3 separate regions of the Homo sapiens genome follow, and regions 2 and 3 are each linked to region 1. A link is a loop called in an ENCODE intact Hi-C map of the cell type or tissue named here. Cell type or tissue: ascending aorta. All regions are shown on one strand. Links, peaks and the distances in the headings refer to the core of each region. The heading gives the core; the rest is flanking DNA. Region 1 overlaps ESF1 (ESF1 nucleolar pre-rRNA processing protein). Region 2 has its middle 34 kb from the start of TASP1. Region 3 has its middle 48 kb from the start of TASP1.

Region 1 (10,532 bases), core at 3,295-5,794:
CAAAAATGTTTCTTATGAGAAAAACATAATTCATTTAGTAAACAGTTTTCAGGAGAAATGTGTAATATAAAACCATGTTTAGATCTCTGATTCAACAGATAAACAGCACCTAAGAAATGTAAACTGGGATGTTCATTTGAGAGAAAGCAGCAAATTCTGATAAAACAAGTTGATTTCAAAGAACAAAATAATTTATGTATTCTGCCCATAGGTCAGCACACAATCAGTTCAGTCTAAAATTTTAAATGTACAGTGTTGTATTATTACATGATGTTTAAATAATACTCTTTGAAGTATTCTACTATAATTTCCTCATGCATTAAGATTGTATTACTTCAAAATACTAAACTAATATAGAAATTTTTTCACCAAAAAAGTTATTTTCTGATTTTGATCCAAGCTCTACTTCTGAATCACCATGATGCTAAGGAGGGTTCTATGTTGTTGTCTCTTAGGTGACTAGAGGACTGGGTTGATGTGTCTCAACCTTTTTTGGAGGGATGGATAGCATGAGATTTTGATAAAAGTTATGGACTCTAACACTGTACTGGAAAAACTTGCATCCAATGTTCAGGAGGTTTATGACTATCCAAAGATCATCTCTGTGTAATGATCCAAGAGCTTAAGGTAAAGAACATTTATAGGAGCTGAAGAGGTCTAGCCTGGGGGAAGATGAAAGTCCATTCCTGTAACTTTGAAGCTTAACAGCATTGACATTTGTAGGTTCTACATCAGGTTTTCTCAATTTCAGTATTATTGTTATTTTGGACCAGATAATTCTTTGTTGTGACGGGCTATCCTGTGCACTGGAAGTTATTCAGCAATATCTCTGGTTATCCACTAGATGCTAGTAACTCCAGGTGTAATAATAAAAAATGTCTCCAGACATTGCCAAATATCCTCTTGGGGGGCAAAATTACCTCTAGCTAAGAATCACTGTTCTAGACAATCATTAAAAATCATTTCTAAAAAAAAGGGCTATGTCAATATTTGAACCACATAAGTGATGGTATTTTACTTGGTGCTTGATTATATGTCTTCCCAATTTATAAGTTTCATCTGAGCAGTCCTTTCTTCTAACTAGACCAAAAGCAGCTTAAAGTCACCTTCTTTAGTATTTCATAATATTTAGCATAGTGCCAGACACATAGTAAATACTTAATAAACACTTAATTGATCTGTCTTAAAGGAGGGATTCTTATTTCAAGCCATCTGTTTGATCTTTCATGTTTGGAACATATTCTCTCTAACAGAAAATGAATCAAAACTTTAGGATCGAAATAAATGGCCTTGATCCTCAAGTGGTTCATGTGGTTAAAAACAAAAAAGAAAAGGACCTATAACTCTAAAATAATTCGTGAAATGTTTATTCTTAGGAAATAATATTTTTCTGGTACTTTGTTTACAACAATAAAGAAACAGTATCTTCAGTTTAATACAGTCTGTAATTTTTTTTTGCCTGGCTCTCACTTAATACACCCAAATAGCAGCATAAGAAACACATTGCAATGAATTCACACACCACCATGATAACTTAAAAAATGCTTTGTTCTTGTTGTCATCATGAGGTCATTTAAATCTCTTGCCACAGATCACAGCTGTTTATGTTCTAAGTTCTTAAAAATATGCCCATCCCAGAAGCCTCTTGGCATAAGTACGAGAACATTCTTCAGAGACAGTTTTAGCCTCTGAGAGCAGCCACTATGTGACTGAAAAACAACTTCATTGTAACTGCTTTTAGTTTTGCACAAATTTGTTTAAAAAATTTTAAGTGCATATCCAAGGACTTCTGAATTAGTTAAAAATAACATCAATAATCCTACAAATAAGGGGCAAAAACATCTTTCACAGCCAACCACAAACATAGATGACTCAATTATGACAATAATAATTTAAGCACAATCCATTCAGAATTATTCTGGCAGTTTGCATACATATAAAAATATTTTTAAATATCCTTGCAAAACACACAAAAATAAGAGTATACATTCTGCCTACCTTATTCATTTGAAATATCTGAAAAGTCTTCAAAGGGCAGGAGATGAACAACTTAAAATAACTCCACTAGGTACTATAATCGGCTTTGGTTATAAAAACAAAATGTATATTTAAACATTTCTGATATAGGCTGAAACCAGCACTCTTTATTTAAACCTGACTCTGTAACACTCAATTCCAAAAGTAGCTTTTAAAATCTAACCAGCCACCACCACTGCCACCAAAACTTCAAATTTGGAATCCACTCTGAGTATAAGGCTTTTTTTTTGAGACAGAGTCTTGCTCTGTCACCCAGGCTGGAGTGCAATGGTGCAATCTCTGCTCACTGCAACCTCCGCCTCCCAGATGCAAGCGATTTTCCTGCCTCAGCCTCCCTAGTAGCTAGGATTACAGGCGCACGCCACCATGCCAGACTAATTTTTTCTGTATTTTTAGTAGAGACAGGGTTCGCCATGTTGGCCAGGCTGGTCTTGAACTCCTGACCTCAGGTGATCCGCCCACCTCGGCTTCCCAAAGTGCTAGGATTACAGGCATGAGCCACCACACTTGGCCGAACAGAGTATAAGGATTTTTAGAGGAAAACCACTGGCCATGCCCTGAGGAACAGTGTCATCAAAGACACTCCTTCAAACTCTCCACCCCAATGGTGTAGGGAGAAGGAAGGACACATTCACTCACATAACAGGGGTCACAGGATATTTGGTCCAGATAAGTAAACGGGATCTTTGCCAGGGCCATTTTTTCCTCCTTGGTAAAGTAGGGTGACTATGTGCATAGGATATCCTTAAAGCATATTGGATAAGCCAAGTGATCAATCTTTCAAATAAAACATATGAAGATCTGAAGGGTTTTGAACTTGGTTCAGGATCTTACAATTTCTTGTATGAACTTCTGTAAATCCCTCTCTCCTAAACTTTTTTTTTTTTTTGAGACAGGGTCTTGCTGTGTTGCCCAGGCTGGAGTGCAGTAGTGCAATCACAGCTCACTGCAGCCTAGATGTCCCAGGCTCAAGCAATCTTCCCACCTCAGCCTCCTGAGTAGTGGGACCACAGGTGTGCATCACCATACCCAGCTAATTTATTTTACTTTTTATAGAGACGTAAGTCTCACTATGTTGCCCAGGCTAGTCTTGAACTCCTGGGCTCAAATGATCCTCCTGCTTCAGCCTCCCAAAGTGCTGGGATTACGGTCATGAGCCACCGTGCCCAGCCTCTCCTAAACTCTTACAGTACTATGGTCTTTTATTCTCTAGCATTTGTCACAGTTGGAATTATATATTCATTTGTGGAATTGTAAAAATTATTATTAATGGGTATCTCTCTTAACAGGTTGCAAGCTCCATGAGGGCAAAGGTCATAGCCTGTTTTTCTCTTGCTGGTAACTCTAGCGGCCAGTGAAAGGTGTGACATACAGCACGCACCTTATAAATGTCTGCTGAATAAAGAAGCAAATAAAAGAAAAAAATGAGTCAAATTTGTTCCCAACCTTACAGACTAGGAACAACAATGCTTAAAATTAAAAAGTAAAATAACTAGCCTTGTGAACAATAGTAAATAGCAAAAATGACCAATCAGGCAGAGCCAACAAATACTCTTTGGGTGCACTTAACACTATGAGAATAGTGTTATACAGAAACACAGTCATAAGGATAATAAGGATGAGGGTACAGGAAGCTGCTTAGATAGGCAATTGCTTCTTATATAACCCTCAATTCTATATCTTCCAAAACATTCAGTGAAGCATCCATAGAAAATATGCCCAAAGTATGTGATCAATGAACACGTTTTTTTTTGTTGCTGATTGTCTAAAAGCTATTTAACTGGGTAGAAATTGCTTTACATTTGTCTTGAATTTGAGCTTATCATACTCTTCTTCCAAATCGCCTTTTACTCTCCCTTGAAATGATGTCTTCCACTTACAATCATATTTAGTTTACTGTAAATCAAGCTGCCCCTGCTTCTTAGAATCAAATATTCTTAAAAGCTAACTTCAAATACAAAACAACATTTGGGCCTCATTAGGGAGCTATTGTTTCCTGTATTTGCCTGTACTTTATTTGTATGTTTTCTTTGTCTTTCAAGTAGTTTGTAATCACAATGTACACAATATCAAGCTATCCTAGTACTGATAAACTAAAATTCTGGCCAAGTCTGGTGAAGTCATTCTGCTAATTAGTTTACGGCAAAGAAGACTGAAGAACTACTTGTTCTATTGTTATTTTTATACATGTTTATGGACAAGGTCAAAAATAAATGAAAACTTTTAGATGTAAGAAAACAAAAGGAATTTCTTGGAATCCAGTCACAGTAAGAAAGTTCAAAAAAAAAAAAAAAAGAAAGCTCAAACGGAAATATCAAACTAGATTAGAAGCAAGGAGTTTTCCTTGGGGACAAACACTGATCTGCTATGGTCTTATATGGATCTTTGGTTGTAATGGGTTGCTGGCCAAGAAGCCAGCACACAGAGTTTGAAGCCTGATCACGGTGGGAGGTCCCAGCAGAGACCACTACATTAAGCCAAGATGCTTAAGGGTGCTCTCAGTGGGTGATGTCCCTTCCCCCACAAATCAGAGAGAACACATGCCTGTTTGGGCTTTGGTTATGGGCAGAAAGAGGGAAGTAAAAATACATTTTTCCCCCATAGATTTATAACCACAAACCCCTGGGTTTGTGGCTGGAATTCACACTACTTGTGTGGCCCAAAATAATCCAATCCAAAAACTCAGCTTCAATTGGTGTTGGATTGGAAGTGCCCTCAGGCATCTGGCAAATATTTTTTAAAAGAAGTACTTTTGACACAGGCTTCTGCAATTCCCTTAGGTAAAGAAAGATTCAAGAACAATGAGATCACAATCAAACTTCACAGAAACAAACTATAAGAACCATAAAGACTATGAATATTGGAATTATCAGATACAAAATATATATCAGCACTTTTAAAAAACAAAAGAAGAAATTAAAAGATCAGACTAACAAAAGGATAAGACTAGAAAAAAAATAAACAGCACACTAGACAGAGGTAAAGAAAGAATTAATGAACTGAAAAACAAAAGTGAAGAAATTACCCAGCACGTTGTAGAGATTCAAAGGGATGGAAAATATGAGTTATCAGATTCAGAGTTAGAATGTACTACACATATTAAACAGGATTTCCAGAAGGAGAAAACAGAGAAGATTGGGAAAATGTAATATTCTAAGAGAAAATGGTGGAAAAGTTTTCAGAACTAACAAAAGATGATAATCTTCAGTATTTTGGGTATTTAATTCCAAGCAAGATTAAAGCTAACAAGCAAAAAATGACCTACATCAGAGTGCAACTCTAGAACACCTAAAATATGTTAAAAGCCAGGTACCCAAGACAACACTGTAGAGCAAGACCACATCTCTCCTGACAGGATTCAAAAGTGGGCCCTGAGGTATTAAAATACTTGTTCTTTAGTCACACTGGCTTCCTGACTTGCACAGGAGTCAAGAGGAAGTCTTGTGAGCTCACAGTAAAATTGCCCCTTCCCAGAAAGAGGCTAAGACGGGGACTGGCTTGGTGCATCCAAGATAATAGCCAATACCCTTCCCTCCCTAATCCTCAATATTCACAGCCTCACTATCACAATCTGCCCCCAGGAATCATCCCACCAGGAATAATCTATTTATGCCTTTTCTCCCTATTCATTTTGGTCACTGCAAAAAGCCCCTAATCATCTTGTCCCCCTAATATCCCATGTTCTCATCCCCAGAAGGTAACAATACATCAATTCTTCTGCCCCATTCCCTGCCAACTCTCTATCACTAAATTCTGTGGAACTCACAGTACATCATCAGCAGAATCTCATTATATCTCTGAGCATTTTCTTTATCTTGTTCTAACTGAAACCTGGCTCTCCACCAAGGATACCACATACTACAGTCCTTTCAATTGTTGCTTTTGGTTTGCATTTTAGTTCATTTTCTTCACAGAACCCCCATACAAGCTGGCCTACAGGTGGGCTAGATGTGGTGGTCGTTAATGTTCTTCATCCAGTTTTCTGAAGTGTGGTACTGGTCTAGGGATAGGCAGACGAACTGACCAGTAAAACACAGAGCCAAGCAACAAACCCACAGTTCTGAAACTCTGGTACATGAGAGGTGACATGTCACATTACTAGAGGAAAGGAGAGATTATTCAACAAATGGAACAAGATAAAAAAGATTTTCTATATGGCACAAGATAAAATCAGGTCCCTACCTCATATTAAAAAAAACAACTCAAGGACTTAAATGTCCCAAACCTTACATCTTTTAGTAAAAAATCAAAGGGAACATTCTTCTCATCTGGACAAAAAAGAGTTTCTTAGATAAAACAGCAAATATTAACTATAAAAGATAAATCTGACAATATTAAAATCAAGTATTCTTGTTCATTAGATGACAGAAGAAAGTGGGAGAAGAGAGGAATTACAAATTAGAAGATATTAGCTGTCTTATACAAGACAAAGGATCAGTATCAGAAGTAAATAAAGAGCTGCTAAAAGCCAACAGGAAAAGCACAAACAGTACAACAGAAAAATGGCCAAAAAACATCTATTAGTATTTCACAGAGAAGGAAACACATGTTCAATCTCATTGGTGACAAGAGAAATGCAAATCAAGTACTGCTGGTGGAAATGTCAAGTAATATCACCACCCTTATAAAGTTCAACATTCATGGTCAGGTGTGGTGACTCATGCCTATAATCCCAGCACTTTGGGAGGCCAATACGGGTGGATTACCTGAGGTCAGGAGTTCGAGACCAGCGTGGCCAATGTGACGAAACCCTGTCTCTACTAAAAATACAAAAAATTAGCCGGGTGTGGTGGTGGACGCCTGTAATCCCAGCTACTTGGGAGTTTGAGACCAGTCTGGCCAACATGGCAAAACCCCGTCTCTACTAAAAATACAAAAAAACTAGCTGGGTGTGGTAGTGAGTGACTGTAATCCCAGCTACTTGGGAGGCTGAGGCAGGAGAATTGCTTGAACCCAGGAGATGGAGGTTGCAGTGCTGAGATCACGCCATTGCACTCCAGCCTGGGCAACAGAGTGAGACTCTGTCTCAAAAAGAAAAAAAAAAAGTTCAACATTCATATACCTTATGACTCAGCAATTATACTCCTAACACAAATACCCAGAAAAACTTAAACGTGTACTAGGGGACATGCATAGAAATGTTCCTAATGGCATGATTCATCATAGTAACACCTAAGAACAACTGAAATGTGACAGGAGTATGAATATACAAACTATAGTATAGAAGTTAAATGGATGACCTACAGCTACACAAAATAAATCTTAGCAATATAATATTAAGTGAAAAAAAAATCAGTCCCAAAATGATTTAAAAGTATCCCAAACACACCCACACTTCCTCCCACATTAACAAAGTTAACAACTTTAATATCACAGATATGTGCAAATACCACCACAATTTTAGAACATTTTCATCTCTTCAAAAAGAAACCCTGTTCCCGCCCTCCCTCCTGTGGCAACCACTAGCCTACTTTCTGTCTCTATAGATTTCCCTGTTCTGGATACTTTTGATAAAATATGTGGTCTTGTTGACCATCTTCTTTCACTTAGCGTAGTATTTTCAAGGTTCATCTATGTTGTAGCATGTATCAGCACTTCATTCCTTTTTATGTACCCATTATCTCTTAAGAATATTTATAAGTTATATAAAACTATATACAATGTTCCAAAGAAGACATACAAATGGCCAACAGGTATATGAAAAGGTGCTCAACATCACGAGTATCAGAGATGCAAATCAAAACCATGATGAGGTATTACCTCACACTTGCTAGGATGGGTATTTTAAAAATGACAAGAGATAACAAATGCTGGTGAGGGTGTGTACACGGTTGGTGGGATTATAAATTGGTACAGCTATTATGGAAAACAGCATGGAGGTTCCTCAAAAACTTACAAACAGAACTACCATAAGATCCAGCAATCCCACTTCTGGGTATATATCCAAAGGAAATGAAATCAGTATCTTGAAGAGACATCTGAACCCCTATGTTCATTGCAGCATTATTCGCAATAACCAAGATAGGGAAACAACCTAAGTGTCCATCAGCAGATGAATTAATAAAGAAATAGTGGTACATATATACAACAAAATATTATTCAGCCACAAAAAAGAAAATCCTGCCATTTGTGACAACACAGATGATCCTAGAGAACATATTATGTTCGGTGAAGGCAGACACAGAAAGATAAATACCTAGTAGAGTTCATTTATATGTGGAATCTAAAAAAGTCAAACTCAGAAGCAAAGAGTAAAACAATGGTTGCCAAGGGCTTTAGGGTGGGGAAAATAGGGAGATGGTCAAAAAATAGGAATGTTCAGTCACAAGATGAATAAGTTCTGGGATCTAGCGTACAGAATGGGTGGTGATGGATGTGTTAATATCACGTAGTAATCATTACACAATGAATATGTATATTAAATCATCACACTGTATAGCTTAAATATATTCAATCTTTGTCAATTAAATATTTTTAAAAAACTATATACAATGGAAAGTAAATGAATAAATACTGAAATCTGGATAATGGTTTCCTCAAGTATGGAGTGGCAGGGGAGGATCAAACAGGTAAATATAAGTTATTGCAAGGTTCTAGCTTTCGTAGTGGGTGGTGGGTTCACTTATTCATTATAACAAACAAACAAACCAATCAATAAAAAGAGGCCCATGCCGGACCATTGATGAGAGACTGTCTTAATCTATAGATTATGATTACTCCAATTATGTACACCAGAGATACTTAAAAATAAAGAGGTTAAGTTTAATGAATTTGACCATATCACACTTCTGTTCTTCAAAAGACACTATAAAGAAAGTAAAATCACAAACCAGGAAGAGACACCTGTAAAACACATTACTGATAAAAGACCAGCCCAGAATATATGAAGAACTCCTAGGAATCAGAATCAATAAGACAAAGAATACATGAATAGACATTCTACATATGAGGAAAAACAAACTGTTCCTCCTCATTAGTAACCAGGGAAATGCCTAAGTATTTCTTTAAAAACTGAAGTCAGGTGACATCATCTCCATTTCCCATCTCACACAGGGTGAAAGCTAAAGTCCACCCAGAGATGTAGAAAACCCTTTGTGATTTGGCTGCCTCTCTGACCTCATCTTCTGCTTTCCATACCCTGGCTAACTGTGTTCCAGCCACACTGGCCTCCTTATTATTCTTGGACACATCAGTAATGTTTCCCCCTCAGGGCGTTTGCATTTGTTGTTTCCTCTCCCTGAAATGCTCTTTCCTAGGATAACACATGGTGACTACTGTCATTTCCATTAGGTCTTTGCTGAAGTGTCACTGTAGCAGTGAAGCCTTCCCTGACTATCCAGTTTAAATTGCTACTCATTCCCAACCATAAACTTCCTATTCCCCATGTAGGCTTTAGGCTTTTGTTTCCACAAGCTTTAATCACCACCTGAGATTGCATATATTTTGCCTATTTGTTTACTAACTTCTCTCCCTCCCCAGGCCACACACAATAGACTGCAGAGCCCATTGAAGGCCTGGACCTTTGTCTATTCTGTTCAATACTCTATGACAAGAACAGAGTCTGGTATACAGTAGGAACTCTCAATATCTGGGAATACACATACTAAAACCATGAGACACCATTACTTATGTACTCAAATGGCAAAAATGAAAAAGCCTGATAATATCAGTTAAAGGTAACGATAAAGAGCTATGGGAACTCACACTACTGGTGAGAGTATAAGATGGCACAAGCATTTGGGAAAACACATGACCTAGTAGAGGTAATTACGAGCATGTTACAACCAAGAAATTCTACATGTATCCAAGAAATTCCATGCGTATCTTCGTGATACATCCAAGAATATTCACAAAGGCACTGTTTCATAACAGAAATAAAGTATAATAATGAGCAATAGAACAGATACATTGTGATAAGTTATACAATGGAATTCTCTGTAGCCATGAAAATGAATGAACCATATACACATATATGGATATGGCTAACTCTCAAAAATAGAATGTTTAATTTTATTTTTTACTTTTTAGAGATGGAGTCTCGCTCTGTGGCCCAGGCTAGAGTGTAACGGTAAGATTTTGGCTCACTGCAACCTCCCCTTCCCGGGTTCAAGCGGTTCTCCTGCCTCAGCCTTCCAAGTAGCTGGGATTATAGGCACCTGCCACCACACCCAGCTAACTTGTATTTTTTTAGTAAAGACGGAGTTTCACCATGTTGGCCAGGATGGTCTCAAACTCCTGACCTCAGGTGATCTGCCCACCTCAGCCTCCCAAAGTGCTGGGATTACAGGCATGAGCTACCATGCCTGGCCCAGAATGTTTACTTTTTAAAAAGGCAAATGACAAGAATACACAGAGGATGCTTTTATAAAGTTCAAAATTAACAAAACTACAAAATAGACTATTAGGAATAGATGTATCTGCGGTAAAACTATATAGAAAAGAAAAAGAATGACTAATACATAACTGGGAAGTCACACAGAGGACTGCAGACACTG
Region 2 (10,532 bases), core at 3,153-5,652, 68 kb before region 1:
CAACTATATCCAGTTCATTGATGGTGCTGTTCAGTTCAACTAAGTCCTTATTGATTTTCTGCCTGTTGAATCTGTTTATTTATGATGGAGGGATGTTGGAGCCTCCAACTGTAATAGTGGATTCATCTATTTCCTTGCTGTTCTATCAGTTTTTGCCTCACATATTTTGATGCTCTGTTATTAGGTTCATACACATTAAGGACTGGTTTGTCTTCTTGGTGTATTCACCTTTTATCATTGTGTAGTACCCCTCTTTATCTTTGATAACTTTCCTTGCTCTGAAATCTGCTCTGTCTGAAATTAATATAGTTATTCCCACTTTTTTTTTTTTTTAGATGGAGTCTTGCTCTGTCGCCAGGCTGGAGTGCAGTGGCATGATCTTGACTCACCGCAACCTCCGCCTTCCGGGTTCAAGTGATTTTCCTGCCTCGGCCTCCCAAGTAGCTGGGACTACAGACGTCCAGCCACCATGCCCAGCTAATTTTTGTAATTTTAGTAGAGCAAGGTTTCACCATGTTGGCCTCCATCTCTTGACCGTGTGATCCACCCACCTCGGCCTCCCAAAGTGCTGGGATTACAGGTGTGAGCCACTGCATCTGGCCTATTCCCATTTTTTATGATTAATGCTAGCATAGCATATCTTTTTCCATCTCTTTACTTTTAATCTATATGTGTCTTTATATTCTAAATGGGTTTCTTGTGGACAACATATACAGGTGTTCCTCAACTTATGATGAGGTTATGTCTTGATAAACCCAGAATAGTTTATCGTAAGTCAAAAATGCATTTAATACATCCAACCTACAAAATCTCATAGCTTAGCCTACCTTAAAAATTAGCCTACAGTTGAGCAAAATAATCTAATACAAAGCCTATTTTATAATAATGTGTGGAATATCTCATGTAATTTATTGAAGACTGTACTGAAAGCAAAAGATAGAGTGGTTTATACAGGAATTTGAAGTACAGTTTCTACTGAGTGCATATCACTTTCACATCATCGTAAAGTCAAAAAATTGTAAGTTGAACCATCATAAATTGGGGACTATCTGTAGTTGTGTCTTGTTTTTTGATCCATAATGGTCTTTTTTTTTTTTTTTTTTTTTTTTGAGATGGTGTCTCACTCTGTTGTCCAGGCTTGGGTGCAATGGCATGATCTCGGCTCACTGCAACCTCTGCCTCCCGGGTTCAAGCGATTCTCCTGCCTCAGCCTCCCAAGTAGCTGGGATTACAGACATGCACCACCATGCCTGGGTAATTTTTTTGTATTTTAAGTAGAGATGGAGGTTTCACTATGTTGGCCAGGTTGGCCTTTAACTCCTGACCTCAGGTGATCTGCCTGCCTTGGCCTCCCGAAGTGCTGGGAACATAGGCGTGAGTCACCGCGCCCAGCTTAAACAGCTTATTTTAGTATTTCTTGCAAGGCTGAGCTATTAGCAACAAGTTCTCTCAATTTTTGTTTTTCTAAGACACTCTATTTCTCCTTCACTTTTGAAGGATAATTTCAGAGTACAGAATTTTAGGTTGGTGTTTCTTTTCTCAGCAGTTTTAATGTTTTATTCTACTCTTCTGGTTTGTATGGTTTCTTAGACGTCAGATGTAATTCTTATCTTTGCTTCTTTGTGGGTAAAATGTGTTTTTTCCTCTGGCATCTTTCAAGATTTTTCCTGTATATTTGATTTTCTAAAGTTTGAATATGATATTCCTAGGTATAGGGGTTTTCTTGGTTTTTGTTTTCTTTTTCTTTCTTTTTTTTGGGGGGGGGATGGGAGGGGCTTTTATCCTGCTAGGTGTTCTCTGAGATCCCTCAATCTGTGGTTTGGTGTCTGGCGTAAGTTTAGGAAAATTCTCAGTGATTATTGCTTCAAATATTGTGTCTATTCCTTTTTCTTTTTTCTTCTTCTGGTATTCCCATTACATGTATGTTGCATCACTTGTAGTAGCCCCACAGTTCTCAGATATTCTGTTCTGTGTTTGTTTGTTTGTTTGTTTGTTTGTTTTCCAGTCTTTTTTCTGTTTGCTTTTTAGTTTTGGAGGTTTCTACTCAGATATTCTCAATGTTACAGATTATTACCTCAGCCACGTCCAGTCTACTAATGAGCCCATCAAAGGTATTCTTCATTTCTGTTTTAGTGCTTTTGATATGTAGAAGTTCTTTTCAAGAGTTTGGGGTTTCACTCTTGTTGCCCAAGCTGGAGTGCAATGGAACAATCTCTTGGCTCACTGCAACCTCTGTCTCCCGGGTTCAAGCGATTCTCCTGCCTCAGCCTCCTGAGTAGCTAGGATTACAGGCATGTGCCACCACATCCAGCTAATTTTTTGTGTTTTTAGTGGAAATGGGGTTTCACCATGTTAGCCAGGCTGGTCTCGAACCCCTGACCTCAGGTGATCCACCTGCCTCAGCCTCCCAAAGTGCTGGAATTACAGGCATGAGCCACCTCGCCTGGCCTAGAAGTTTTTTTTATTCTTTCTTAGAATTTTCATCTTTCTGCTTACATTATCCATCTGTTCTTGTATGTTGTCTACTTTTTCCATTAGAGCCCTTAGCATATTCATCAGTGTTTTAACAATTCCCAGTCTGATAATTCTAAAATTCTGCCATATCAGATTCTGGTTCTGATATTCAGTCTCTTCAAACTGTGTTTTTGTTTTTTAGTATGTCTTGTAATTTTTTGTTGAAAGGTAAATATGATGCACTGGTTAAGAAGAACTGCAATAAATGGAACTTTACTAATGTGATGAGTTGTTGGGGGAGGGGAAGCTCTATATCCTTTGATTAGGTCTCAGTCTTGTGGTGAGCCTGTGCCCCAGACTGTGAACTTCAACAGTGCTTCTCAGGACCCCTCCCCCCTTAGGTGGGACAGGATGGCTGGAGCTAGCTGAAGCTGGGTATTTCCCCTGTCTCAGGTAGATTAGGCTCTGATGAAGCCCCAGAAGGTTGAACTCTAATAAAATCATTTATTTTGAGAGCAGGCCTGTTTAGAAAGAACAGAATTCTCTGGTGTATTTTAAAATGGTTTCTATTCTCCTCCACCTGCCAGAAGCACAAGGGGTTTTTTCTCTAAGATTCACACCTTGTAGAGACTCAGTAGATAAAACTCACAAAACCATGGGTCCCCCGCCCCCTCACAAAACTGTGAGTCCCCCACCCTGTTAAACTCCGGGGGACCCTGGAATCTCAGAGTTGTCCACACTGAGCCTCCAGCAATTCATCAATTACAGTTCAGATTTTCCCATCCTAGTACTGGTGCCAGCTAAGTTTTCTGCCCCTGTAAATTGTGATTCTCCGTATCTGCCTATCTATCTCCTCAGTTCTGGGGGCAGCTGCTTGCCCTGTGACCTCACTTTTCTGATATATCTATGAAGAGTTATTGATTTTTCATTCTGTTCAGCTTTTTACTTGCTGTTGGGACAGAGTGGTGACTTCTAAGATCCTAACATGTCAGACCTTAAAGCAGAAGTTCCTGCCTATATTTTGCTGAGAGGCATTGGAAAGTTACTTGGCAAAAAATTCTATTTTAAACAGTGAAGAATCAGAAACAATAATCCAATCAGCCCCAGGTCCTCCAGGGTATAAAAGAAGGACCAATGGGTGGAAACAGGTTGGAAATCAGCATTGGCTCACAGGAGAATGATCAAATGATAATGATTTTTTGTGGTTATACCAAACTCTGGATGGGACCTGAAGCTGGAGTTGGAGGATCTACAAAGCCTCAAGGGAAGGAAGACTTTTAATGCTTATTGTCTGCTGTCTCTTTCCTTCCTTCCTTCTTTCCTTTCTTCCTTCTCCTCCTCTTCCTCCTTCTTCTTTCTTCTTTTCTTTTCTTTCTTTTCCCAACATCTTATTCCTTAGAATCATACAAAATGAAACTCTACAGATGGGATCAAAGAAGGCTGAAGATGACAAAGAAAAAAGGGAGATAACAAAAGGAATAGAAGAGGAAATTTTAGGGAATTTGTTGTTAGAAGGTAGAAAAAGGTAATCAGAAATGATCCTATGGAAGATAGGATGCCTCACTTCTGATTAAGAAATTCAAGGTTTTATGGACAGAACTTTAACCCTTCTCCCCCAGTGTCCTGAGAGTGACATCCCCTCCACCCCAGGCAATGGCTCTTTCTGGGGCAGGAAATTCTCCAAACAAGTTTCCAAATTAAGGGTTTTGATTGAGCTCACTTCCCAGAATTTTGTTCTGGCCTCTTTTTCCGATTACAGAATATGAATCAGCTAATGATTCTGAAAAATAAAACTTCGGATACTTCTTTGTACTTGGAGAAAGAAAGAAATATACTGTGCAGTGCTCTTTTGATACATTCCAGAATAATCTTCATATTAACTCAATGGGGAAGCAATTGGATTTCCTCTGAAAGAGAGGAGAACATATCTCCCACATTGCAAAAAAAAAAAAAACCTGTCAATAAATTCCAGGAACAGGAGCTACTACAAATGTTCCCATTTTTTGAAGAGAATTTGTTCTGACCTCACTTCTAAGGGACTTGGTGTATGTGTCTTGAGCTTATTTTCCATTTGCTAATTAAAAGTACCTTGTCAGCAGTATTTATTACTATTATTATTGGTGAATGAATCATCCTCTTTTTCCACCAAATCTACTTTCCAGACTCACCCATTCTAAATGCTGGCTTACAACTCACTCATGGCTGCCAAAACAACCCACTCAGATGAGTCTCCTCAGCGTTTCTCTGCCAAATCCTTTTCCTCTCTAATCTGAGACTAAAAGTCTTATTTGAAAAATTGCCTGCTCTTAAAAAATTTTCTGGATTGACATATGTCTTACTCCCATAACAAAACATTTTTTGCATTCTTCCAAGACCAAGTCAGATCTCCTTAATAAGGCATGAAAAATATAGATTTGCCTTCAGCTTAGTGTCTTCCAGGGCAGACCTGTGAATTCTGAGTCTTGCTAATGAATGGATTGCCAGAGAAGTCTTAGAGACCCACATTCTCTCTGTATTTGTAAGATATCATAGCAGTGGAAATTCTAATCAATGCATTAAAAAAGGGCCGCTCTAACCCTGTACTTTATTTTTCAATTGAATTTCCAACTCTCAAAAAATCACAAAAATAGTACCAAGATGCTCGTACAGCCTTCACCAAGCTCCCCCAAAGTTAACAACTTATGTAACTAGTTAATCAGTTACCAAAATCAGAAAATTAACATTAATTGATTCATTACTATTACCTAAGTGATAAACTTTATTCCAATTTCACTAGTTGTCCTGCTAATCTCCCTTTTCTGGTCCCAGATCCCATTGAGTATCACGTGTTGCATTCAGTTGTTATGTCTCTTTAGACGCTTTAATTTAGGGCTATTACTCAATCCTTCATTTTTCATGACCTTGGCACTTCTAAAAGTCAGTTATTTCGGGCCAGTTATTTTGTAGACTATCTTTCAGTTTGAGATATCTCTTCTTAGAAAATGACCTCTCACACACCTCTGACCAGATTTCTGGAAGGGTATTGAGGTTCTACACTTGTGAGAAAATGTATGCTCAGGGGAAAAATAGTGAAATTATGCCAAATAAATACTTATTTCTTCTATAGTTTAGGAACATACTGAAAAATGAGGCCTCATGCCACTGATCTTTTGAGGCCTATATGAGTCTGAAATGTAGTTATCCTTTTCAAAGCAATCAAGTAGTGTGCAATCAATTACAAAAAAAAAAACCCAGAAAAATGAACTCAAATGGCTTAAGCCACAAAGAAGATTTATTGGCATACATAACTGAGAAATCTGGCGGTAAGTTGAACTTCAGGCAAATGTTGACCCAGGTCCCCCTAAGTCTTTCAACCTTAACTTTACCTGCCACAGTGTTGGCTTCACCTCAGGGATGGCTTTCTATATGGTCACAAGGTGGTTATCAATAAAACTGGGGTAACATGCCCTCTCATCCACATCCAGAACATCATAACCCAGTCACTAGGGCCCCCAGATGAAATGCAGTAATTGCCTTAAACCACCTGCTCTCCTGAGCCAAGAATAGAACCACTGTCACCCAAATCACATATGGGGTGCTGTTAGGAAGCGAAAAGGAGAAATGGATGCTATATTGATATGGTTTGGCTGTGTCCCCACGCAAATCTCATCTTGAATTCCCACATGTTGTGAGAGAGACCCAGTGAGAGGTAATTAAATCATGGGGGTGAGTCTTTCCCATGTTGCTCTCATGATAGTGAATAAGTCTCATGACATCTAATGGTTTTGTTTTTTTTTTTTATTTTTTGAGATGGAGTCTCGCTCTGTCACCCAGGCTGGAGTTCAGTGGTGCGATCTCGGCTCACTGCAAGCTCTGCCTCCTGGGTTCACATCATTCTCCTGCCTCAGCCTCCCGAGTAGCTGGGACTACAGGCACCCGCCACCACGCCCGGCTAATTTTTTGTATTTTTAGTAGAGATGGGCTTTCACCATGTTAGCCAGGATGGTCTCAATCTCCTGACCTTGTGATCTGCCCACCCCGGCCTCCCAAAGTGCTGGGATTACAGGTGTGAGCCACCGTGCCCGGCTGAGATCTAATGGTTTTAAAAAAGGGAGTTTCCCTGCACAAGCTCTCTCCTCTTGTCTGCTGCCATGTGAGATATGCCTTTCACCTTCCACCATGATTGTGAGGCCTCCCCAGCCATGTGGAACTATAAGTCCATTAAACCTTTCTCTTTTGTAAATTGCCCAGTCTCCGGTATGTCTTTATCAGCAGCATGAAAATGGACTAATACATATGTAGACAATTAACTATGTCCCCACAGGCTAGAATCCTTAGTGGTGGAATTGCAGAGAAGTGTATATATGGGGCAGGAGATTCTGTGCCCATGTGTTCCAATGGATGCTCAATGCTAAGATGGACTCAGCAGGAAGGTCAGAAAGAACACAGTCTGGAAGAAATTAGGCATGAAAACTGGGAGAAGGTGGTCTGTATTGCTTTAGTATAACACTGTCTTTGGTGGGCATTTAGACCTATGCACCCACAAGTGTGTTCTGTGCAACATGGAATAATGATAGGCCCCATTTGAAATATGGGTCCTCAAGCAGACAAGTTTGAGAAATGTTACCTCCCATCAAACATACCTGTGCCTCAGGCCACATCTCCTCAGCCCATAGTTTTACTCCAGCCATTGCTGTGGCAACTAGCCATGGACCTCATCTCAGCCATACTATGCTCCTCCTGTTTTCTGCCTCAGGGCTTCTTTGTCACTGCAGGCTGGGATGCCTTCAGGAGTCTGTTGAGTGCTTCTAATGCATGTACAATCCTGGACACGTGAAAGAGGTAACATCTAAGGGGAAAGCTTTGATAAATGTGGGATGGAGCCAATGAAAACAATTTCTCATCTGGGTGCAGTCGGTGGCTCATGCCTGTAACCCCAGCACTTTGGGGGCCAAGGCAGGCAAATCACCTGAGGTCAGGCATTTGAGACCAGCCTGACCAACATGGCGGAACCCCATCTCTACTAAAAATACAAAACATTAGCCAGGTGTGTGGTGGTGGGCACCTGTAATCCCAGCTACTCAGGAGGCTGAGGCAGGAGAATTGCTTGAACCTGGGAGGTGGAGGTTGCAGTGAGCAAAGACCGCACCACTGCACTCCAGCCTGGGCGACAAGAGCAAAATTCCATCTCGGAAAAAAAAAAAAAGAAAAAGAAAAGAAAGGAAGACAGAGAGAGAAAGACAGAAGGAAGGAAGGAGAAAGAAAGAAAGAAAGAAAGAAAGAAAGAAAGAAAGAAAGAAAGAAAGAAAGAAAGAAAGAAAGAAAGAAAGAGAAAGAAAGAAGGAAGGAAGGAAGGAAGGAAGGAAGGAAGGAAGGAAGGAAGGAAGGAAGGAAGGAAGGAAGGAAAGAAAGAAAGAGAAAGAAAGAAAGAAAGAAAAAAAGAGAAAGAGAAAGGAAGAAAGAGACAGAGAGAGAGAAAGGAAGGAAGGAAGGAAGGAAGGAAAAGAAAGAAAATTTCTCTCAGGTAGAAATTCTGAGGTGCCTTCTACACAGCTCCTCCATGGAGCACTATCCATGTAGAGCCCTACAGTGGTTATTGACTCAATAGCACACCCTTGGATTGGCTTATTTTTTCTTTCTCTTTTCTGCTGTTCCTGCTCCTCAGGATCACTTTAAAAACAAAACATCCGGGCACAGTGGCTCATGCCTGTAATTCCAGCACTTTGGGAGGCCGAGGTGGGCAGATCACCTGAGGTCAGGAGTTCAAGACCAGCCTGGTCCAACTTGGTGAAGCCCTGTCTCTACTAAAAATACAATAATTAGCTGGGCGTGGTGGCACACGCCTGTAATCCCAGCTACTAGGGAGGCTGAGGCAGGACAATTGCTTGAACCTGGGAGGTGGAGATTGCAGTGAGCCAAGATTGTGCCACTGGACTACAGCCTAGGCAACAGAATAAGACTCTGTCTTTAAATAAATAAATAAATATAGGGCCAGGCATGGTGGCTCACACCTGTAATCCCAGCACTTTGAGACATCAAGGCACATGGATCACTTGAGTCCAGGAATTTGAGACCAGCCTGGGCAACATGGTGAAACCCTGTCTCTACCAAAATACAAAAATTAGCCTGGTGTGGTGGTGCACGCCTATAGTCTTAGCTACTTGTGAGGCTGAGGTGGGAGGATCACTTGAGCCCAGGCGGCAGAGATTGCAGCAAAATGAGATCTTGCTACTGCACTCCAGCCTGGGTGACAGTCAGACCCTATCTCAAAAAAACAAAAACAAAAACCAGATCAGGCCATATCTGTAATCCCAGCACTTTAGGAGGCCAAAGTGGGAGAACTTGAGCACAGGAGTTTGAGACCAGCCTGGGCAACATAGTAAGACACTATCTAAAGAATTAAAGAATGAGCTGGGTGTGGTGGCATGTTCCTGCAGTCCCAGCTACTTGGGGGTGTGGGCTGAGGTGGGAGGATCTCTTGAGCCAGGGAGGTCGAGGCTGCAGTGAGCTGTGATTGTGCCACTGCACTGCAGCGTGGGTGGCAGAGCGAGACCCTGTCTCCAAACAAAACTACTTTCACACAAACCCTTATCTCGGGCTGTGCTTTCTAGAATAACCTAGATTAAGACTCCAGATGAAACAATTAGTTATTCTAGTGCAGACTTCTCTAAGTCCCTATTGTTTAATGGACAGCAGTGATACTCTAAAATTGTTTATAGTATATAGTATTCTCTAAATTTATTGACATTGCAATACTTTTTCTTTCATGAACATTTTGTGAGGCTAGTGTTCTGCAGACACATTTTGGGCAAGTTTGGCCTAGACTGAACACCCTGGGTCTCACATGATGTGATTGTAGCAGCTGTCTCCAAGAGTGACCCCTAATGAGCCATTCCTGGTAGCCATGGCTACCATTCCCCATTCTCACATTAAATCTAGGCTGGCCTGGGACTTGTGTCAGCCAATAGAATGAACATAAATAACACTGCAGGCCTGGCCTTTAAGACAACTGGCAATTCCCACTGTCTCCTTCTGGGAATACTACCTTTGGGAGCCTTGAGTTACCATTTAAGAAATCTGGCTACTCTGGGCCGGGCACGGTGGCTCACGCCTGTAATCCTAGCACTTTGGGAGGCTGAGGCAGTTGGATCACGAGGTTGGGAGTTTGAGACCAGCCTAACCAACTTGGAGAAACCCCATCTCTACTAAAAATACAAAATTAACCGGGCGTGGTGGCACATGCCAGTAATCCCAGCTACTCAGGAGGCTGAGGCAGGAGAATCACTTGAACTCAGGAGGTGGAGGTTGCGGTGAGCCAATATCGTGCCATTGCACTATAGCCTGGATAACAAGAGCGAAACTCCGTCTCAAAAAAAAAAAAGGAAAAGAAAGAAAGAAATCTGGCTCCTAGAGGAGAGGCCCTGAGACAACAGGGAAAGAGATGCAGCTGCTCAGCATCCCAGGCTGAATTTCCAGATGGCTCCAGTCTTAGCCACATCTCACTGTAAACCAAGCCAGACCAGAGGAACTGCCCAGCTAAGGCTACTCAACATACAGAAACATAAGTATAATAACAAGTTTATTGTTTTAAACCACTAAGTTTTGTGGTGGTTTGTAATAAATTGCAATAGATAACAGAAACAGTGGTAGAATAGAGCTTGGAACTGTCTGCTTTTGAGCTCTCAATATGGAGTCCTAAAACAGGGAATTGGGTACAAATGCTTCAGCCTTTGATTTTTTGCTTGGATGCTTTCCTGCTTCTCTTAGTGTCACCTATTAACCTATTTCGTGGGGTTTTCTTTCTATTAAAATTTTAGTACAAAATCATGAGTCTCCTTCTTAGCTACTGCCTAAGGGAGATGAAATCTGCTTTGAGATTCAGATCTTTCCACCTATTTTTCATGGTTTCTGGCCTCCCAGTGTTCCCTCCAAACTTCTGGTAGCAGTTCTTTGAGGAATCAACCATTTCTGCTTTTAGTGAATGTGCCCAGTCCACCCTGGCTCAATTGGGGAATTTTGGGCACACAGGCCTGGCCAATCAGAGCTTCCCTTTCCCGAGCCACAGTGATTAGAGATGGCAATGATCCAAGATAACCAAG
Region 3 (10,532 bases), core at 4,977-7,476, 52 kb before region 1:
GAAACACACTCCAATTACCTGCTGAATCCTACTAGCCCAGGTTCTATCTTTTGGACCATGACATTTGAACCTTGAGATGGGGCAAGAACCAGATCCTCTATCTGAGCTGGATGAACAGAAAGAATTTATGTTGGTAGCATACTGAAATAGCCACTGGGTCCCCTGGAATGAGGTCATCACAATCCAAGACAGAAGATATGGTGCAGCACCTGTGTGCACAGGCATTGCTTGAAATTCTGTGACTGAACTTTGAACTGCTGAGTCATTGCTGAAATACCAGAGAGGGCACTGTATAGTTAGCGAGGTGCATGGATGAAACTTAGGTGGAAAAGAAGATATGTAGTTTTTTTTTCAAAATTGACTGCTTTTTGCACAGATGCATTCAAGTTTTCAATTTTGTCATAGGTTCTCTACTTGTAAATAGATATATGCTCACATTATTTTATTATTATTTATTTTCTTACTAATGTTTAATTATTTTAAATTAATTTATAATTTGTCCACAGACAATTCACTTTCTCTGTTGAGTTTTTTATTTTTTTTTACAGACAGGGTCTCACTCTGTTGTCCAGGCTGGAATGCAGTGGCACGATCATAGCTCACTGCAACCTCAAACTGCTGGCCTCAAGAGATCCTCCTGCCTCAGACTCCTAAGTAGCAAGGTAGCAAAGTATGCACTATTATGCCTGGCTAATTCTTTGTATTTTTTTGTAGAGACAGGGTCTTTTTATGTTGTCTCGAACTTCTGGCTTCAAGCAATTGTCCCACCTTGGCCTCCCAAAAAGCTGGGATTACAGGAATGAATAGTTATATTTATGTATTTATTATTATTATTATTATTGAGACGGAGTCTCACTCTGTCACCAGGCTGGAGTGCAGTGGCACGATCTCAGCCCACTGCAACCTCCATCTCCCGGGTTCAAGTGATTCTTCTGCCTCAGCCTCCCAAGTAGCTGGGATTACAGGCATCTGCCACCACACCCAACTAATTTTGTATCCTTAGTAAAGACAGGATTTCATCATGTTGGCCAGGCTGGTCTCAAACTCTTGACTTCAGGTGATCCACCAGCCTCAGCCTCCCAAAGTGCTGGGATTACAGGCATGAGCCACCACGCCCGGCTAAGGAGTTATTTTTATAAAGTGTCCTGTCGACTACTTCTTTGGTTTGGTTTTCGGGAAGTAGATATTTGTTGATTTAATATATGAAAGTATTCAGAAGAGAGTGGTTAGACTATGGTGCTAATATCATGGTTTGAATTCCTGAATCCCACCTAACTTGAAGAACTATGCTATGATTTGAATGCCCCCTTCAAGCATCATGTTGAAATTTAATTGCCGGCTGGGTACGGTGGCTTACACCTGTAATCCCAGCACTTTGGGAGGCCGAGGTGGGTGGATCACCTGAGGTCAGGAGTTTGCGATCAGCCTGGCCAACATGGTGAAACCCCGTCTCTACTAACAATATAAAAATTAGCTGGGCATGGTGGTGGGTGCCTGTAATCCCAGCTACCTGGGAGGCTGAGGAAGGAGAATTGCTTGAACCTGGGAGGCAGAGGTTGCAGTGAGCTGAGACTGCGCCATTGCACTCCAGTCCGGGCAACAAGAGCAAAACGCTGTCTCAAAAAAAAAAAAAAAAAAAAAGGAAAGAAAGAAAGAAAGAAATTTCATTGCCAACGCAATGGTATTGGGAGGTGAGGCTTTTGTTTTTGTTTTTGAAACAGAGTCTCGCTCTGTTGCCCAGGCTGGAGTGCAATGGCATGTCTCAGCTCACTGCAACCTCCGCCTCCCGGGTTCAAGCAATTCTCTTGCCTCGGCCTCTGGAGGTGAACTTTTTAAGAGGTAATTGGGTTATGAGGGCTCCACCCTCATGAATGGACTAATGTCATTATTGTGGGAGTGGGTTAGTTTTCATGGGAGTGGGCTCCTGATAAAAGGATAGATTCAACCTGATTTCTCTCTGTCTCATTCTCACCCTCCCTTGCCCTTCAGCCTTCCACCATTTATGTGGCCCTCACCAGATGCTGTCACCATACCTTCGGACTTTCCAGCCTCCAAAACTGTAAGTCAAATAATCTTCTATTGTGTCTAAATTACCTGGCTTCAGGCATTCTGTTATAACAACACAAAACAGACTAAGACAACCTATCCCTGAGCTTTTTAGCTACGTGTGCCAATATGTTCTCTTTTGCTTGTGCCAGATTGAGTTGGATTTTAAATGAAAGAACTTGCACGTGACCTTGGGAAAATCACTAAATGTTTCTAAACTTGTTTCTCAAGCAGCAAAATGGTAAAACTATAAACCCAGCCTACCTCCTATGTAGCAGATACAAACATATTCCCTTGAGCATTTCTACCACAGTGTAGGCTCACCTAAATTTCAGCAACCAACATCCAAATCTCTTTGGCTGAAGAGTTCTTGGCTACACCAGATTCTACTTCACTCTGCTGGCAGTCAGACAAGCTCCTGAGCAGCCCTCAAATAATGTTACATCAATAGCCCAGCTTCCTTAGCCCTCAGGTGTGATCACTTCAAAGTGGTTGTTCTGTGCTCTCTGCAAGAACATCCTAGTAGGATTAAGCCCTAGTTGCCTACAGTGGTAACCTGCCTATCAACAAACACATCCTTTGTTGCCTGTCTTCTCTTCCCTGACACACTCCCCTACTCCTTTATTGGTGCTTCCTGGAATCTCGTTGTAAACAGACTACTGTCACTCAGATTCCTATCTCAGGATCTGCTTTTAAGGGAGCAAAACTAAAGAAAGTTACACCTTCCCAATGCTTGGTAAACACAAATCTCTGTGTGATTTGCCTGTGATCAGGACATGGCTGAGTTGTCACTGGTAGAAGTGGTTTAAACTCAAGTCATCAATGCACGTTTACAAGCATGAAAGCTGTGATGGCTAGTCTCATGATGAATTAATATTGTTAAGCTCTTCATTTTATTCCATACGCAATTGTGTTTATTTTAAAAATAACTCTTCAATGGATTCTGTAGATCGACGAATAAAGCACCTGTAAAGATAATCTTGCCTTAAAACAGCTGAAAGTATGTGCACCTTTATAGAATCAATTGCATAAACAGCACTGGTATGAATAAAGCTGGAATATATTTGCACACAATGATTGAGAGCTCCACAGAACATGTTGCGATGGTGGAAAAGTATTTTCAATGGCTTAGAGAGGCTCCTGCACATGGAAGGATGAGAAATGAGATGACTCATAAGGAGCCAACTCTCAAGTCTTAAAACCAACTTCATCCGACACCAGACTTTGTGTGGCAACCACAGCCCCAAAACAAAGAGGAAACACCATATGTTCCCAGTGTGGGAAGACTGCTGGGCCCCACTGGTCTTATCGGTGACACCTGCACTCCCAGCTGGGGAGAATAACTGGTAGTGTCATCTTCAAAAGCAGAGGACAGCAAACACAGCACAAAGAAGCACCAGAAATGTGGGCTGAAGGGGTTGGTGGGTTGATTAGCTGGCCATCGTATTCAGGGAGCTGGACGAGAGCCATCATGTCCTCTGTTTCCCATGCTGGTGGCCACAGCTCTCATCTTGGCAACAACCCATCACTGGCAAGGTGGTTTGAGAACTTCCTCTTTCATCCCATCTTCTCACCCTTCCCCCATTCTGCTGCTCTGCCCCCAAACCACACATTTAGGGTTCACTTGACAAGGCAGAGGCTTGTTATAATTTCTTATCCATTCATGCTGCTATAACAAAATGCCTGAGACTGGATAATTTATAAAGAACAGAAATTTATTTCTCACAATTCTGGAAGCTGGGAAGTCCAAGATCAAGGCTTGGCATTTGGTCTAGTGAGGATCTTCATATTGCATCCTCACATGGCAGAAGGCTGAAGGGCAAGCTAGCCAAGCACTCTGCGAAGCCTCTTCTGTAAGGGCCTTAATACTATTTATGAGGAAGGAACTCCCATTGCCTAATTACCTCTGAAAGCCCCCACCTTTAATACCAGCACATTGGTAACACCTGAATTTTGGAGGTGACACATTAAGACCATAGCATGATTTATATTTTGCTTGCCCCTCCCTCTCAATTTCCACCATTATTCAAAGAATTAAAGAACACCAGAGGTGCAGCCTCCTCAAAACTAAAATAATAATATAAATATGTATATAAATATACACACATACTTGATAGGCATCTCTATATAGAGGTATATATATATATATACATAGGGATAGAGAGAAAGAGAGAGAGAGAAGAAAGAAGAGAGAGAGAGAAGGAAAGAGACACACAGAGAGAAAGAGACAGAGAGAAAGAGAGAGACAGAAAGAAAGAGAGACGGAGAGAAAGAGACAGAGAGACAAAGAAAGAAAGAAGAAGAAAGAGACCGAGAGAAAGAAGGAAAGAGACACAGAGGAAGAGAAAGAGAAACAGAGATAAAGAAAGAGACAGAGAGAAAGAGAGATGGAGAGAAAGAAGGAGAGACAGAGAGAGAAAGAAAAAGAGAAAGAAAAAGAGAGAGAAAGAAAGAGAGAAAGAAAAAGAGAGACAGAAAAGGATGGAAGGAAGAAAGGAAGGAGAAGAAAGAAAAAGAAAGAAAGAGAAAGAAAGAAAAGAAAAGAAAGAGACACAAAGAGAGAGAGAAAGAAAAAAGAGAAGGAAGGAAGGAGATGTGGTGAAATTTTAACAGTTGGGGAATATGGATGAAGGGCATATGGAAGTTTTTTAGACCATTCTTGCAACCTTAATGTAAGTCTGAAATGTTATTTCAAAATTAAAAATAAAGAAACTAATTATTAGAACACTGGTATAATTATGTATAATTATGATCACAGTATGATCATAGTATTTTTTAACTATTAAAAATCTATTTGTGGTTGGGCATGGTGGCTTATGCCTGTAATCTCAGCACTTTTGGATCACTTGAGGTCATTTGAGGAGTTTGAGACCAGCCTGGCCAACATGGTGAAACCCTGTCTCTACAAAAAATACAAAACATTAGCTGGGCATGATGGCACACGCCTGTAATCCCAGCTATTTGGGAGGCTGAGGCAGGAGAATCACTTGAACCTGGAAGATGGAGTTTGCAGTGAGCCAAGATTGTTCCACCACACTCCAGCCTGTGCAGCAGAGCGAGACTCTGTCTCAAAAAAAAAAAAAAAAAGTTTTCCTTTCCTTTTCATTTTTGTCAAGGTGAGATTTACATGAAATTAACCATTTTTAAAGTGAATAATTTAGTGGCATGTAATACTTTCACAATGTTGTATAAGCGCCATTTCTACCTAATTCCAAAACATTTTCATCATCTCAAAAGGAAACCCCATGCCAAGTGTTCCAGTTATCCCCATCCCCTCTTCACAGCCTTTACACATCTGTTTTCTGTCTCTATGACTTTGCCTATTCTGGATATTTCATATAAATGGAATCATTCAATATTTGTCCTTTTGTGTCTAGCTTATTTCACTTGGCATGTTTTCAAGGTTCATCCATGCTATAGCATGTATCAGTACTTCATTTATTCTTACGGCTGAATAATATTCCTTTTTTTTTTTTTTTTTGGAGATAGAGTCTCGTTCTATCCCCAGACTGGAGTGCAGTGGCTCGATCTCAGCTCACTGCAACCTCCGCCTCCCAGGTTCAAGCGATTCTCCTGCCTCAGCCTCCCGAGAAGCTGGGATTACAGGCACCCACCATCACGCCTGGCTAATTTTTGTATTTTTAGTAGAGACGGGTTTCACCATGTTGGCCAGGCTGGTCTCAAACTCCTGACCTCAGATGATCCACTCGCCTCAGCCTCCCAGAGTACTGGGATTACAGACATAAGCCACTGCGCCCGGCCTTTTTTTTTTTTTTTTTTTTTTTTCCTTGAAACAGAGTCTTGCTTTGACACCCAGGCTGGAGTGCAGTGATGCGATCTCAGCTCACTGCAACCTCCGCATCCCGGGTTCAAGTGATTCTCCTGCCTCAGCCTCCCAAGTAGCTGGGATTACAGGCATGTGCTACCACACCCAGCTAATTTTTGTATTTTTAGTAGAGATGGCGTTTTGCCATGTTGGCCAGGCTGGTCTCGAACTCCTGACCTCAGTTGATCCATCTGCCTCGGCCTCCCAAAGTGCTGGGATTATAAGCATGAGCCATCGCGCCCGGCCCAGATAATGTTCCATTTTATGGATATACCACAATTCATTTATCCATTCATCTGTTGATGTATCTATGGCTGTTTCCACCTTCTAGCTATTGTGAATAGTGCTGCCGTAAACATAGAACACATGAAAACTTGGTGTTTGTTAGTGTCTATTTATGACTTAAAATATAAGTCCCCTCTGAAAATCTATGAATAATATGACACTTAGACTTCTCAGATGTGTAAGTTCCTTTTTGTATTTAAGCTAGTTTAGATTGGGTTTCTGTCAACTTGAAAGAATCCTGACTACCACAAAATTTTTAAATATCTCTCAAAATGCAGTCTTTTGGATCTACGGAAAAAGTTTGCTCATTAACAATAACTTTTTGAAACAAGACCAAGTAAAATTTTCTGAAGTTCAAAGCTCTCCTGTCCGCAAGCAAACTTGAAATGAATAAGAATCTGAAACATTTCTGAAATAGAAGAATGAGCTCAGCTAAGCACAGAACATTCCTGAACAGTGTCTGCCACTGCAACAGGATAATCATAATACAGGGTCTTGAACCAGAAGTGTTTTTGTGTGTGCCAGATTTAAAGAAATTCACAGTCCTTTAACTGTGAAAGAATTCTAATTTTAAAAACCAAACCTTTCCTAAATCAACGGTAATCATTTTTTGCAACCATCTGAACAGAAGTTGGAAAACACAAACACTGTTCTTTACTTCTTTACCGTCTGCTTCCTGCCATCCATCCTTCATCTCTTGTGGTCATAGGAATTTCAGCATTTTCTTTTCGAAAGGCTTCTAGGAATTGCCTTTGGTTTACTTGGTGAAATCTTGCACCGCATACACTTCTTCAAAAGCACATTGTTTCTTCCCATTTTTGTTGAAGAAAAACCAAGTAATGAGAGAATGTATTTGCTGACAACCTCAAAAAAATTCTATCACCTTCAGTTCATTTTGATCTGGGGATTCTTGACTCACCTGGTTAATCAGGATCCAGTTTAATCTGAGGTCTAGCCTACTTCCCACTATATAACTGCTGTGGTGGATCAGCAGTGGAGTTTGCATTTCCTTCTGCTTCTCAAATCTCTTCACTCTCTTCCTTTTCCCTCCAGGATACTGTGGATTGGAGCAATCAAATTCTTGCTTCTAGAAATGTGAGATTGGTGCAACACATTCTAATTCAATGTGATGTTCACTTAAACTGAGGTGAATTTAGGAACTTTCCATCATTTGGGGGAACTATGTTTGGCTATATGGTCAGTGAACATGTCTTAAAAGTAAAAGGAGAGGGGAAAGGAGAGGAGGGGACAAAGAAGAGAGAGACAGGAAGAGGGGCAGAAGAGAAGGGGAGAGAGAGATGAAGAGAAAAAGAGAGAGAGAGAAATAAGGAGAGAGGGAGAACAGGAAGAGAGAAAGAAAAATACTTTTTTTGGTTTATGTCAGGGGTCCCCCACCCCTGGGCCATGGACCGGTACCAGTCCCTGGCCTGTTAGGAACCAGGCCGCACAGCAGGAGGTGAGCAGGGGTGAGTGAGCCTTACAACCTGAGCTCTATCTCTGTCAGATCAGCGGCAGCATTAGCTTCTCATAGGAGCGTGAAACCTACTGTGAACTGTGCATGCAGGGGATCTAGTTTGCACGCTCCTTATAAGAATCTAATGCCTGATGATCTGAGGTGAAACGGTTTCATCCTGAAACTATGCCCCAAGCCCTATTCAGTGAAAGAAATTGTCTTCCATGAAACCAGTTCCTGGTGCCAGAAAGATTGGGGACCGCTGGCTTATATGACTAAAGAGACAGAGGAATCTCATTTCAGGTGAAACTTGATCAATTGGATCAAACATATCCCCAAGGACCTGATGTTTTTGCATCTCTTCATTATGCTAAGGTCAAGATGGTTGCCACAAGCCCTCAGAGATATATGCTAGCTTTCTATTATCTAGGAGGAAAGAGATGCAGAATTCCCACTGCAGTTCCATGAGTCACCCTGATTGGACTGACGAAGGTCACATGCCTGTCTCTGCATCAATCACTATGGCCAGTGGGGGTGGGGGATGGGATGGATTATGATGACTGGATGGATCTAGGTCACATGTTTCATCCCTAGAGTTAGAGCTGGAGTCAGCATCGCCAGATGCACACAGATTCCCAAAAAGAAACCTAGAACTACTGGTAAGAGAAGTGTATGCTGGAAAGAAAATCAATGAATGTCCATCATGTTGATCTTCCAGTTTGGCCAGATGATTCCATATCTTTATAATTCCTCCTTTTAATCTATATTAGTTTGAGTTGGCTTCTTGTACTTACAGCCAAAGAGTGTTCACTAAGACCTCACACTAGAATAGTGAAAAGAGAAAAAACAGCAGTGGCCTAAGTTTCAGGGAAGAGGTTGAACACAGTGAAGTTACATCACATGGACACTTAGCTCATATAAGAGGACAATAACAGTGTAAATTACTTGGGTGGCTCTGCCCCCCATCTGAGATGGCAGGTGTGAATGGCTCTTCCCTTAACCAGCTTGGTTCTGTCTTTCCTCCCATTGTATGAGCATCTTGCCAACTATAACATGATTCTAGTATACATTTCATAAAAGAGGGCCCTACACCAGCTTTAACTGGTACTCAACAAAAGGAACAGAAATGGCTGGAGAAATAACTGGCCAAGCAGTACTTATTGAATATGTTACTCTCCAAAGTGGCATGTTTCTGAAAGGCTCTAAAGATAATTTTCCTAAAGGACTTTCAAGGAATATTTTTCTAAAAGACATTTTGTTTTTCTTTCTTTTTTAAAATATTCCCACAGCAATAGAATTTTTTTCTTAAAGAATTTTGAGGGAAGTGTTGCTGATTTATAAGATTAGACTCCACCACACCTAGAAAGATAATTATCATCCACTGAAGCTAAGAAAACTGATCAGTGGAAGAAATGGAATATCACTGTGTCTATGAACATAATCAATCTGAGGGTTTGGCCCCATATTGGCCAACTATTAAAATGGGTCTCTGCACATCATTAAAACTTAATAAATATTGAAAAATGAATTTGGTTGATTCTGGCCAAATGGCCATGCTTGATGAGATAACCTGGACCCAGCATGCTTAAATTCTGTTTTGGGGCATTTCACAGTGATTTGGTGGACAGAGAGAGGTGGTATTACTTTTAATACCATTTCTGCTATGAATTATTTGTATGATCTGGGGAAAATTACATAATTTCTCCAAGTTTCAAGTTTCCCCACTGGTGAAATGAGAATAAAAATGCTTACCCTACTTGTTTTCCAGAGTTATTAAAAATTGGTGGCCTATACTCTCTTAAGCAGCTGCTTGATGTCTTCTAGGGCTGCATGAATGATATACAGAAGGAAAAATATTCAGATGGAAAACAATGTCAGTGCCTCCAGAGATATTCAGTGAACAGTTTATCCCATCTAATGTACCCTTGGTTGTTAAAATATAATCAAGCACAACAGTACAACCCAACAGGAAGCATAGTTTCTCCATGGCACCATAGCAATCCTAATGGAGATGATATTTCTACTACTGTGTGTTGCCAACTCCCAGCTTATGATCTTTGACCCAAAAAGCTCCAGAGAGGAACAAATTATGAAAAATAGCCTCTGCTGTCCAGAACAAAGCCTAGTGCTAAGTCAAAAAAGAAAGAAACACTGGGAGCCAGCCACGCAGATCTAAGCTTTCCAAGCAGAGGAAGTAATTTAATGGGACCTGCTTCCAGGGAATCTGGATGTTGTGATGTACAGTGAAGCAGAAAGAGGTTTATGTTGTTCCAGGCAAAGCTCAGTTCTGAGATTACAGAAACTGTCTTTTTGGTCAAGTTGCTTTATGATTTAAAAATAAAAAAGACTTCTCTTTTCTGCATACGCCTAAATCTAAATCCTGCCTTCAGGTAGCCATATGCCTCTTTCAAGAGTCCAATAAGGCTTGGGAAGCTACTAATAACAACTTGTCCTTTGCCCTGTAAAGGCATTGCTTTCCTCATTTTCCGTCATTCCAAGGGATATATGGATATACGTATATGTGTACCTAGTGACCCAGCAAATCCTGTCTTAGTATGTACCCAGCAGAAACGGTTGTCTATGTCCACCATAGGCATTTCAAAAGTGTTCATAGCAGTACTGTATGAAATTGCTCCAAAGTGGAAACGGGTAGGAATTTAACTCTTCAGCTTTATTTACTATTCTTTTAGCATCTGAATAGGAAAGTAGATTAGTTGGACGGAACCCACTGAAGTTAACTGAAAATTCACTTACATGGAAACCTTTATCTGTTCCTAGAATGACTTACACAATTTTCTTGTGAAGATGTAGTGTTTTCAATAAACTCACATCTCATGTCATGGGCAAAATTACCAGGAAAGTTGTTAAGAACTAATACCATTTGATTGTCTCTGAAAATATTGAATATGGGCTGAGCTTGGT

What was found. Peaks named below come from ENCODE experiments on the same cell type or tissue, not always from the same donor. Only the 100,000 strongest peaks of a DNase experiment are listed, where the experiment ranks them.
Region 2: it touches region 1 in a loop (8-fold over the local background); 2 of 110 quality-filtered maps call a loop at or near these places.
Region 3: it touches region 1 in a loop (2.1-fold over the local background); 2 of 110 quality-filtered maps call a loop at or near these places.

The regions. Positions count from the first base shown.
Region 1 is chr20:13,735,406-13,745,937 of GRCh38, forward strand. The region is part of intron 9 of ESF1 (ESF1 nucleolar pre-rRNA processing protein); the gene reads right to left. Among named protein-coding and RNA genes, the nearest start is that of ESF1, 44 kb to the right of the region's middle. In ascending aorta, for the core only: no CTCF peak of the experiment used is centred there; a DNase peak (open chromatin) is centred at 4,536; H3K27ac peaks cover 2,500 bases.
Region 2 is chr20:13,667,535-13,678,066 of GRCh38, forward strand. No RefSeq gene overlaps it. Among named protein-coding and RNA genes, the nearest start is that of TASP1, 34 kb to the left of the region's middle. In ascending aorta, for the core only: no CTCF peak of the experiment used is centred there; a DNase peak (open chromatin) is centred at 4,657; H3K27ac peaks cover 2,500 bases.
Region 3 is chr20:13,681,438-13,691,969 of GRCh38, forward strand. No RefSeq gene overlaps it. Among named protein-coding and RNA genes, the nearest start is that of TASP1, 48 kb to the left of the region's middle. In ascending aorta, for the core only: no CTCF peak of the experiment used is centred there; no DNase peak of the experiment used is centred there; H3K27ac peaks cover 2,084 bases.